Regions from separate parts of the Homo sapiens genome. Here region 2 is linked to region 1. A link is a loop called in an ENCODE intact Hi-C map of the cell type or tissue named here. Cell type or tissue: right lobe of liver. All regions are shown on one strand. Links, peaks and the distances in the headings refer to the core of each region. The heading gives the core; the rest is flanking DNA. Region 1 overlaps ELMO1 (engulfment and cell motility 1). Region 2 overlaps ELMO1 (engulfment and cell motility 1).

The links. Hi-C counts contacts between places; a loop is a spot of excess contacts. Peaks named below come from ENCODE experiments on the same cell type or tissue, not always from the same donor. Only the 100,000 strongest peaks of a DNase experiment are listed, where the experiment ranks them.
Region 2: it touches region 1 in a loop (2.3-fold over the local background); 78 of 110 quality-filtered maps call a loop at or near these places.

The regions. Positions count from the first base shown.
Region 1 is chr7:36,992,303-36,997,684 of GRCh38, forward strand. All of the region lies in intron 16 of ELMO1 (engulfment and cell motility 1), which reads right to left. Among named protein-coding and RNA genes, the nearest start is that of ELMO1-AS1, 2.8 kb to the right of the region's middle. In right lobe of liver, for the core only: no CTCF peak of the experiment used is centred there; no DNase peak of the experiment used is centred there.
Region 2 is chr7:37,171,755-37,177,136 of GRCh38, forward strand. All of the region lies in intron 13 of ELMO1 (engulfment and cell motility 1), which reads right to left. Among named protein-coding and RNA genes, the nearest start is that of ELMO1-AS1, 180 kb to the left of the region's middle. In right lobe of liver, for the core only: no CTCF peak of the experiment used is centred there; no DNase peak of the experiment used is centred there.

The sequences.
Region 1 (5,382 bases), core at 246-5,245:
ACAGACCTAATAAGTGAATGGGCTGACCCAGAAGAGCATGGGCCTGAAGAACAAGGGCCAACATGATGCATCTCTGATCATGCTGAAAGCCTTCAAAGGGATAGTTGGTGAAATTCTGTGTTTATCACTTGCCAATTTGAATTTTCCAAATATACCATGGAAATGAACTCCAGAATTGCAGGCTGATGAAAAATCAAGCCAGAAGGAAAAATGAAAATGCCAAAATTCTCAGCTGAGTCTTGCCAAGCGCATCCACTGGCAATATGGTGACAAAAAGCGACTGGGCCAATGGTAGGATATCCTTTAGATGGTGCAAAATGAGAAACAGCTTCTTCACCATCGGAAAAGGAAAGCTTCATCACATCCTCCTTGGTTTTCAGATCTAATGAATAAGTAAACCTCTTCCAATTCCAAAACACACCCATTTCACATGCAAATAATTCTACCTTTTGAGAAAAAAACTAGTTTCTGATATTCTCATTAGAGGACAAATTTCATTGCAGTGTGTAGAGATTAAACCCACGGCTCACCATGTTTTTTCAAATGGTTAGACATTTCATGCCCTTACTTTTTCTGCTTTTTCTTCTCACACATTCACAGGTATTTTATCAAATGAAAAGGCTCACAGATAACCTATGCATTCCGGTCTCCTGTGACAACAGGGATTACACTACATCAGAAAAGAGTGCATCAGGGATGCGGGGAAGAATATAGGGTCTGATGAGCAAGACAGAAACCAACAAGGTCAAGAACACAAGCAGACTCAGCTTACCCTGGCAAGCAAGGAAGAAGAAGAAGAAACTAGAGATGAAGGCAGTCAATTCCAGGGAGGTCATGTTCTGAAGGGGGTGGACAAAGCAGAGAAGCTTAAAGGGGGATCCAAGAGGTCTGTACAGAGCCAGATATGGAACCACAGGGGGAGGGTACCCATAGGCCCAATGAGTCACCATATGAAATTCTAGGGTGAGTCCTGTTTAAACCCAGTTGTTTTAACTTTGGATCTTGGTAGTAAGTTGGCTTTATCAGAAACCAGTCACACAATGAATATCAGCAACAACACATAACCTCTCTAAACAAACCAACTAAGTGTGTGCCTAGTCTTAGTGAACCAGCACTGCCATCACAAAAACAGGATTGCTGTTCTTAAACCCATCTTTCAATAGCAACAGCATGTAAGAGCCAGATCGCTTCAAACTGTTCTCTATCTATGAATACTTCCAATCAAAGGAAGCTTTGAAATGTGAACCATGACCCCTAAGCAAATGATATTTGACAGGCTATTCTCAATCTTCATCAAGAATAAGCTCTATAACATAATTTGTGGAGAAATTAAATTTAGAAAAAAATATAATTTTATTTTATTGTCCAGTACTTGCCTGCAACTTGAAGCTACTAATTGCAGAAAAGAGTTAATTTGATATTAAAAATAAAAATTGGCCCTGAAGGGCAATAACCAATCCATGTATATACAATGGAAAAATGTATCCCTACCCCCACCAAGTCATCTCAAGCTAAATTTAGAACATGGTTTCCAAAATGCATTGCCTACAATTCTCTCCACACAATGAAAAGCATGAGAACGACGAAGCAAATCTTTGAAACAATCACATACACTGAACCTTGAATAAGTGCTCTTGCTTATGTTTTGTGAGAGTCTATTGTGTTGGACCTCTCAGCTATTCTGAACATACACTGAGAAAACATATTTCACACACAAAAAAATCCCAGTGGGAAGTGAGGAGTTGGTGCATTTATTCAAGTAATATTTAGGAAGTGCCTGAGATAATGCAATTTAACATGTCGCCCTGTGTTTCCTTCAAGTCTTGGGAACCCAAGAATACAGCCTTAATGTCTTGAAAACAATAAAGTTCCATTTATTACATTTTCTGTTCATGAATTTCATTATATTTAATATCTTTTCCAAGCAGACTCTATTCTGCTCACCTGGAGAGCTTCTATTCATATGATGCTCCCTTAAATAAAGTTCTTCCTCTATGTAATTTTTCCTTTGCATTCTTTCCATACAATATATGTGCTATGGCTATTGCACACTTAGCTCTTTTCACAGCTCTCACCAATACTGGGAACCCTCTAGGGCTGGTTTTACTAATACAACACCAGGAATACCATCTCTAGATGTATCTGTTAACTTAGCCAAGAAGACAAAATCCTACTGCAAACCTTAAACTTAGAGAGGTTATACAAGCCTTCTTCTGAGTACTTCTGTCATTCTATCCAGCATCGTAGGTACAGCCATGGGGATGAGGATATCTGAAAACATCTCAATGACTCATCCCCTGTTGTCTCCCATTCCTTCCTCCTCCCACTCCTGCAATCTCAGTCTGAGAGGGACTAGGGTGCTCTGTGTAGAAGCACTCCTGAACACTACCCCTTTCAGAAATCCATTTTACAAGCATTCTAGGTGCTGGGTCCAGCTCTGTCTGCAATGTGGCTTACTTTCTTAAGTGTATCACATCTGCTTAGAACTTCCTTCCAGTTAATGAGTCTTTCTTGAATCAAGCCTGAAGGGCTTTTGATCTCAGTACCAATCAACTTCAGGCTAAGATGCTGGGCACTAGCTGGGCTGGCAAAGCTGGCCCAAACCCAGGCTCTATTTCAAGGAAGAATAAACAAACTTAGCCTGAAGTTATAACATGGAATGTCAAGATAAAGAAATTCCTCCTAGACTGACACCACTGCTCAGACCACACCTGGAGCTTGGTGCCAGTTCCACACCCACAAAATTTAAAGTGTTTCTTTAAAAAAATGATTGTAAGATAATACATGTTAGGTAGCAAAGATGGGGAACATTAAAGACATAGTAAAAAAGAAAAATATAATTAATCACACTATGCAGAAGAAACCATTTTTCTTTCAAACCCACAACCCAACATCATAGAAGCCATTGTTAAAATCATTCAACCTGGCTGGGTGCCGTGGCTCACGCTTGCAATCCCAGCACTTTGGGAGACCGCAGTGAGCAGATCATGAGGTCAGGAGATCAAGACCATCCTGGCCAACATTGTGAAACCCCGTTTCTACTAGAAGTACAAAAATTAGCTGGGCATGGTGGTGCACACCTTTAGTCCCAGCTACTTGGGAGGCTGAGGCAGGAGAATCGCTTGAACCCAGGATGTGGAGGTTGCAGTGAGCCAAGATCACGCCACTGCACTCTACCCTGGTGACAGAGTGAGACTCTGTCTCAAAAAAAAAAAAAATCATTCAATCCTTTTTAGTTTGTAGTTTTATTTAGTTGAGATATAATTTTGCAGGCTGCTCTACTCACATTTAATATACTACAAAACATGTTTCTGATATTTAGATACTATTCATGAATATCATTCTGAATGAGTAAAAAAAATTTTAACAGATAAATAAATGTATCCATAAATTAATTTATCAATCCCCACTGTTGAATAGTTGGGCTATTTTCAATTTCTCACTCGTAAGTAACAATGAAATGAACATCTATATGCACATCTTTGTTTTCCCCCCTTGAATGACTATGATTCTAAATGGCTGTATTATACAAATGAGATAATCTACAAATGAGATAATCAATGTTGGTGAATTTCCAACATTGAGCCAAAGGATGATGAGCCAAAGGAACCTTGTCTCCTCCCCATGCAGAGGGGTGTAATTGACCTCACAAACAGCTGGAAGCCAGGGATCTCCAGACTCAGCCCAGCGTGGTTTGGGAAGGGAAGTCTTTGCCATCATCTCAGCCCTGTCTGTGTGGGAGCACATTCCAGCATGAAAAATCAATTGGCTTTTGTCAGACAATAAATATCACCAAAAGAAAATCCAAAGACGTTTTTAAGACAGAAAAAAATATTCCCTTTCCTTTTCTTTTGGAAATAGCTTAATTTTTTTCATCTTGGTCTTAAAAGAAATCGCCACTAGAAGAATCACTCTTTTTCCTGTCATAGCCACACAATGCCCTTCAATGCCAAACTGAGTCCATAAGACTGTTTGTTCTGTAGATTGCAAAGTTTGTCCTAGAGTGTGCTTTTTCCTTTTAAGACCTTATCAGCTGATTTAAAAATAAACATTATTAGCTATTTTTTTCAACAATAGGATAAAAATTCAATTTAAGTAACATTTGTTAAGCTCATATATATTTCTTTCTTTTTGGTAGGCACTCTGGGGTAGAAAGGTGAGTGAGAATCAGTCCTGGTTCTTAGGGGTAGAGTCAAGAAACAGAGAGAGTAGATATGATTTTCAAGCCTTTGGAATTCTGCAGCATTGCCTCAAGGTAGCCATGAGGTGGGACAGAGAATGAATGGGAACCCATTTAAATCAAAGATAATTGGCTAAAATAAGTTTCCGAACTTAGCATATAGCTGAGTAAGTTAAGTGCTACAAGAGAGGGGAAGAAAAGTGAACATAAGAGGGAAAATTCCTCCTGTCCCCATGGAGGGACTTTGCAGGGCCCATGAGTTGGGCCTTGAAGGACAGGCAGATTTTTCACCGGAAAGAGTGAAGGTTCCTCCTTGCTGAGGGAACACAATCAGGGACAGATACTGGGAAGTGCAAGGCATGCTGGGCACTCAGTATGACTAACGATAGGTTAGTAGGAGGTGTGCTGCTAGACGTAATAGACATGTTGTTTGGAAGAGTGGTTTAGGACAGAATGTGGAGTTTTTCTATCCTGCTGGAAGAAGAGAGAGCCAGAGGTTTTTGAAGACAGATGTCTCATGAGAAGAGCTGTGTCCTAGAAAGGTGTTTCTGGCAGCTAGGGGAGAGAGAACTTAGGCTTGGGTCAAGTCCAGATTTAGGAAGACCAATTAAAAAACAAACACATCGTCTACACAAGAGATGATGGTGGCGGGAAGGCAGGATACAGAACAAACTGAGTCCATAAGTGAAAGGCACAGGGTGGCTAAGCTATGACAGGAGAAAGTGATTCTTGAGAGGAATGATTTCTTTTAAGACCAGAAAAAAAATTTAAGCTATTTCCAGGAGAGAAGGAAAATGATTTTGTTTTTTTCTGTCTTAACAACACCTTTAGATTTTCTTTTGGTGGTATTTATGGCCTGACAAAAGCCAATTGATTTTTCATGCTGGCATGTGTTCCTGCACAGAGACTGGGGCTGAGATAATGGTGCAGGAAAGTGGAGTCACAGCATTAAAAGGCAGGTGGCCCTTCTCATAGAGTGGTGAATCAGTAGGACTTGGGGACCTACTAGAGAGAAAAGGTAGGGAAGCCAGAGATCTCTCCTGGATTTCAAGTCCAAGATATGGGGTGATTGTGGTGTCACTCCTGGAGTTAGAGCCCACAGAAGCAGCAGCAGGAACGGAGCCATGAGAATGGAGAGTTTAGCTTTGGACATCCCGAGTTTGAGGAGTCTGCAGACCATCCACAGGGGTGGAGCTCAGAAG
Region 2 (5,382 bases), core at 169-5,168, 180 kb after region 1:
GTGCTGGGATTACAGGCGTGAGCCACCACGCCTGGCCGCCTTTCTCTTCTAATACATTTTAGACTGATGGGAAGCAATAAAGGATCTAGCTTAGAGAGCTACTTATACCCCATCAACTTCTAAACACCATCAGATTCAATCCAAAGACTAAAAATCAACAAAATTCACCAAGTTGGGTCTTTTGTTTTTGAATTTTGTACTATTATCTGTTCAACATACAAGTAAAGTTAGTAAAAATATTTTAAAAATAAAAATTTGTCATTTGGAAGAACATAGTTTTGACATTTAAAAGATACAAGCTGGACAATAATAGAAGCTAGGAGTTATCAGAGCCTCCAATGACTATCCTGTAAGAAAATGTTCAAAGACAGAGCTGACTTAGAGTGAGTACACTCTCTGGAGGAAAAGAAAAAGCAATTCCATATGGAGAGTTTTAATTTTAGATGGCTTCTCTTGTCAACTTCATTTCTGTTCCTCCCCTTCGTTGAAAATCGCTGTTCTCAGAAATTGTGTAAAGGGTTGAGGGTGGAGAGAGAATTGTCTGTGCTTACATTAAAAAAAAAAAAAAGTCATCTCAAACTGAAGTCCTCTTCTGAGGCACTTAAGATAGTTCAAGAAGAGAAATTTACCCTCAATATCTAGGAAATGTTCTCTCTGTATTTCTCTGAACATAAGAAAGTCTAAGTGAGACATTTCAAGACATCCTTCATTTCATTTCCTCCCTGCATTCCTATCCAAAAGGCCAAAACACCAAAACTAGCTTATTATTCCTGCTATTCTTTCATAGACTTCATCAGCTGAATGCAGAAAAAGTAAGATTTGCTGTAAATGGAGGAGCTAAGCTACTATCAGAAGGTACTAATAACCTTGATTAGGATATTAGAGTCTATAGATAGTGGTCAAAGGGCTTGTCTTAGGCGAGTACATTGCCGACAATACCAGAACTAGAACTCAAGCCAACTACTCGATTTCCAAGTAGTACATTTATATGTTACGCTGAGAAGGAAAATTGCTATCTTCCTTACAACATTGAAGCTAAAAAAAAATTTGTTCCATGTACGGGTATAAGTACTGCATGCTTGATACAGCAAACAGAGGTTTCCATTGACTATTTTCATTGAGTCCAAATTTCCCTTAACTAGCAGACGGCTCTTACTCATCTCAGCAAGCTCCTAGCAGATTGACTTTTTACTGTGCAAGGAGTAGAAGTCAGCAGGGAACTCGGATCCTGAAACAATAAGAAAATTGAGTTGAGATGGATATGTAAGAACCTTCTGTTATAGTAAACAACGTTCACAAGACTTGACTTTCCTCTTCAACGAAATGTGAAATAGCATTTCCTGTATCTTAATTTAATCTGCCTAATAAAATGTTTATAAATGGATTACATCATCTGCAACTGCACAGAATTTAAGGCAAACTCACTTAACTCTAGAGATGCACTCTTTGAAATTGTATTTAGAGACTATGTGATATCCTGTATTCTCTGTCCTGGCCAGTATGGACCAGCACCTAGGACTGCAGGCCACCTCTTCTTATTCATGCTATACCATCTTCTGGCCCAAAGTGACCATGTGAGGTTCCAAGAAAAAGGACCATTGAGGGAGTACAAGCCACGTCACAGAGATCCCCACTGATGGAAGGAAGCAATGGAGTAGATGGCCAAAAACTCTTTGAATGTTATTTCAAATCTGCCTCGGATTATACATTGGACCTATTATAAGGGAATTTATTTCAAATTAAGTAGTGAAGCTACATTGCAAAAGCACAGATAGCTCCTAGTCCATGCTGCTGTTTCTGAGTGAATAACTAAATAAGTGAGCCTAAAGGGGTTTCAGCACAGTCCAAGTTTTCCCTCTCTCTGACCTTCTCCTCCAGCCCCATGGCAGCGTCTTGAGGAGATGTAACTCAAAACAGAAACCCAAGGTGAAATTCTTCTTGATCAAAGCCTGTTAAGCTCAAAACTTATATAGAGAAGAGAAAAGAAATATTTTCTTTTTAAAAGGTCTCTCTTTCCTCTTCAGCCTCTACTGAGAACCACCACCCCAAACCTGAAAGCCCCAAACAGACAGTGTCTGCTCGGCTGGCTTTAGTGAGGTTAGACAAAGATAAACCACATGGTGGTGGCTGCCCCAAGCCCCAGCAATTCCAAGAATTACTAACTGAATCCATGGCCACATCAGCCCATCTTCTGGTGAAGCTAACGTCATCTGGCTTGTGTCCTGAATAATACCTTAGTGATTATCTGAAGATCACTGATACTCAGCCCTGCTCTCTCTTTGCCTTGAATCTGCCCAATTACCTCATCAAATTCCTTAACGTATTAAATGAAACCATGACTGGGGGGCTTAAATCTTTAGTCTTCTGCCCTTCCCCATTCTACCCCAACTTATTTTACACATCTCAAGCAAATGAGAGCATCCATTCTATGCTTAATACCCTCCCACTTCCTTTTTCCTATAAAGATGCCCAGCGGTCATCTCACGTTTTTGTTAATCACTACACAACACCAAAGCCAAGAAAAGGACGAGATTCACTGCAACACTCATTCACGGAGGCAAACCTACTTCACTATGAATCTCTGTTCATTGTGTTTGGGGTTTAGAGAACTCTATTTAGGGGTCTAGTTTAATCACCAAAAATCGAGCCCCCTAAGATTAAAATGTTTTCTGATGATTTCTAAACAGCCGACGCAGGCATTGTGCCTAAAGAGGAAAGGGTCAGTTTGCCCCTGGGCTCCTGGACACATCAGCATGAAGCTTCAGAACTCATCAGCCATCTGTATCGAGCGGGCTATCTGAGGATGCATGTCAGAGCTCTTGTAATCCAGCATCCAGCAATTGAGCTTAAGTGTCACTCCTGGCTAGATATCCAGGCATGCCCCATGCCCACTAGGTCCCATGGGTACAACAAACTCCAGGCACCAGTACATGATGTTATTCATTGAACGGCACTCACTTTATGATCTGTGGCTGGCACACTGTTAATTACATGGCAAGGAGAGGTCAATATCAAGCTAAAATGGAACCCAGCTGTCCCACAATATAATCACGTCCACCTGAGACACTGAGCCGTCACCTTTAAATCACTTGTAAGCACTAGCTTTCATAGCCTCTCTTCTATCAATAAGCCACACCACAAATGCAGTCCCTGAATCCTGCAGTTTTTCAGCATAAAGCGACATTTTCTTAGCACACTCCAAATTTAAAGCCTATTTTCTCAATAAAAGAGGAAAGGGGTTAAGAATGGTAAAAAATCAATGGCGAAGTGGGACCCGAGATAAAGTGGAGGGGGCAGAGAGAAAGGTGATATAGAAAAAAGGAGTGGAAGGGAAAAAAGGAAGGCGGGAAAAGAAAAGAGAAACAGCATTTGAAACACTGCAAAGAGAAAATGATCAGCAGAATAATAAGGAGACAAAGAAAAGGAGTGAAAGAAAAATAGGTTGGGTAGTTTGGTGAGATGAGCATATCCATAGTGTTTGTTCCTTCCAAATTTTGAATACGGGCTTCATAGCAAGCTGTTCACTACTACCAACACCTTGTGCAATGCAAATTAGTCACTACCAAATCTCTACATTTGTCTGCAAATTTTCAATGTCCAGTTGGAACGGCATGCCAATAGTAACACATCACAGAAAGTATTGTCAGGCTGCAGAGTCAGTCCTCCCCTTAGGACAGCTGAAACCAAACAGCAGTTGAGACGGGCGGCCCACCATGGAGTTACACCCAGGGTCACCTTCCAACAGGTTTCTTAACCCTCTGGGGACACTTGGCTTTCACTCTTCCCCATGCCCAACTCAAAACCCAACAGGCTGGGCACTGTGGCTCATGCCTGTAATCCTAGCACTTTGGGAGGCCAAGGCAGGCAGATTGCCTGAGCTCAGGAGTTCGAGACCAGCCTGGGAAACATGGTGAAACCTTGTCTCTACTAAACATACAAAAAATTAGCTGGGCGTGGTGGTGCACGCCTGTAATCCCAGCTACTCGGGAGGCTGAGGCACCAGAATCACTTGAACCCAGGAGGCGGAGGTTGCAGTGAGCCGAGATTGTACCACTGCACTCCAGCCTGGGCGACAGAGTGAGATTCTGTCTCAAAGAAAAAACAAAACAAAACAAAACCAACAAACGACTCATGATCACTTTAGAATGGACAGTGTCTCTGTTCTCAGTGTATAAGAACATAGTTACTTTTAGTTCCAAGTTGAACTGCAATACCTGAAAATGATTTTCACAGCAGCATAGGATTCAGATTAGACACAAGAAAGAACTTTCAAGTGATGTTTGGAATGATATACAGGAGATCGTGGCTGGTTCTACAACAGTCTTTGGATATAGCTGAGAATATGCTGTCATTTACTAGAGATAATAATTTCAGTATAGCCTACAATGGGCTAGGCAAATTAATTTCAGAATGACCTTTAACATCTCAACAATTTCCCAAGCTCCCCAAAGACTCATCGACTGTTATACTTTCACTGTCATTTCCTAGAAAAGCTTCCTCAGAATCCTAACAATACTTTCAAAGAAAAGGACTGCTTCCTTATTGTCACCTCCTCCCTATGCATTGACAAAGTACTTTCTTATAAATGACAATGTGCTAAAAATAGTCACAAATAAAACAAAACAAAAAGCAACATATAGCCTAACGACCATGAAAGTCTCCAAATATTTTGGTCTATCGCAGTGAGATAACTGAAAAGGAAACAGAAAGCTGTAAGAATAAAAATGTACAATATAATATTGCTTACAAAAATACTAGAACATTGAATGTCCAGTACTTAAAAATATCAAAATATATACAATGCATCAACCCAATGGAATGAACAGCCATAAAAGTAATTGTGGTATAACAATATGAAAAAGTGCTTGTGAGATAATGCTTCAAGTAAAACATAGAATAATCTTTTCCCTCCTATTACAATTATTTGACCATTTACAAAATGACCAAAAACTGGAAGCAAACAGGAAACAAAAATAACTAACGGATGCACTGTCATGGAAACATGGAACACATTTTCTTTTATTTCTCTATTACTTTTATGCTGATATTGGTTGCAGTAAACAAAAGTTAGAAGACAAAGTAAAGAAGGGAAAAGGAAAACACAGTTATAGCTTTTAGACGACTATATAATCAACGTCAGACAATACTGGCATAGACCAATATGGAAGACACAGCTCAATGCCTAAGTACGGATATGGTGTAGCCATTAAAAATGCTTAGGAAGGACTGTAGATGTATCTTCCAGTGGGAAAAGTGACCCAGCAGAAATGGACATTGTATGTTACAAACTAGATAAAAGGTGGGAAGAAGAGTTTCCAGTGGAACTGAAATTAAGAGCTTCAAGGAATTAAAGAAGACCACCTTTCCAATTAGACACTCTCA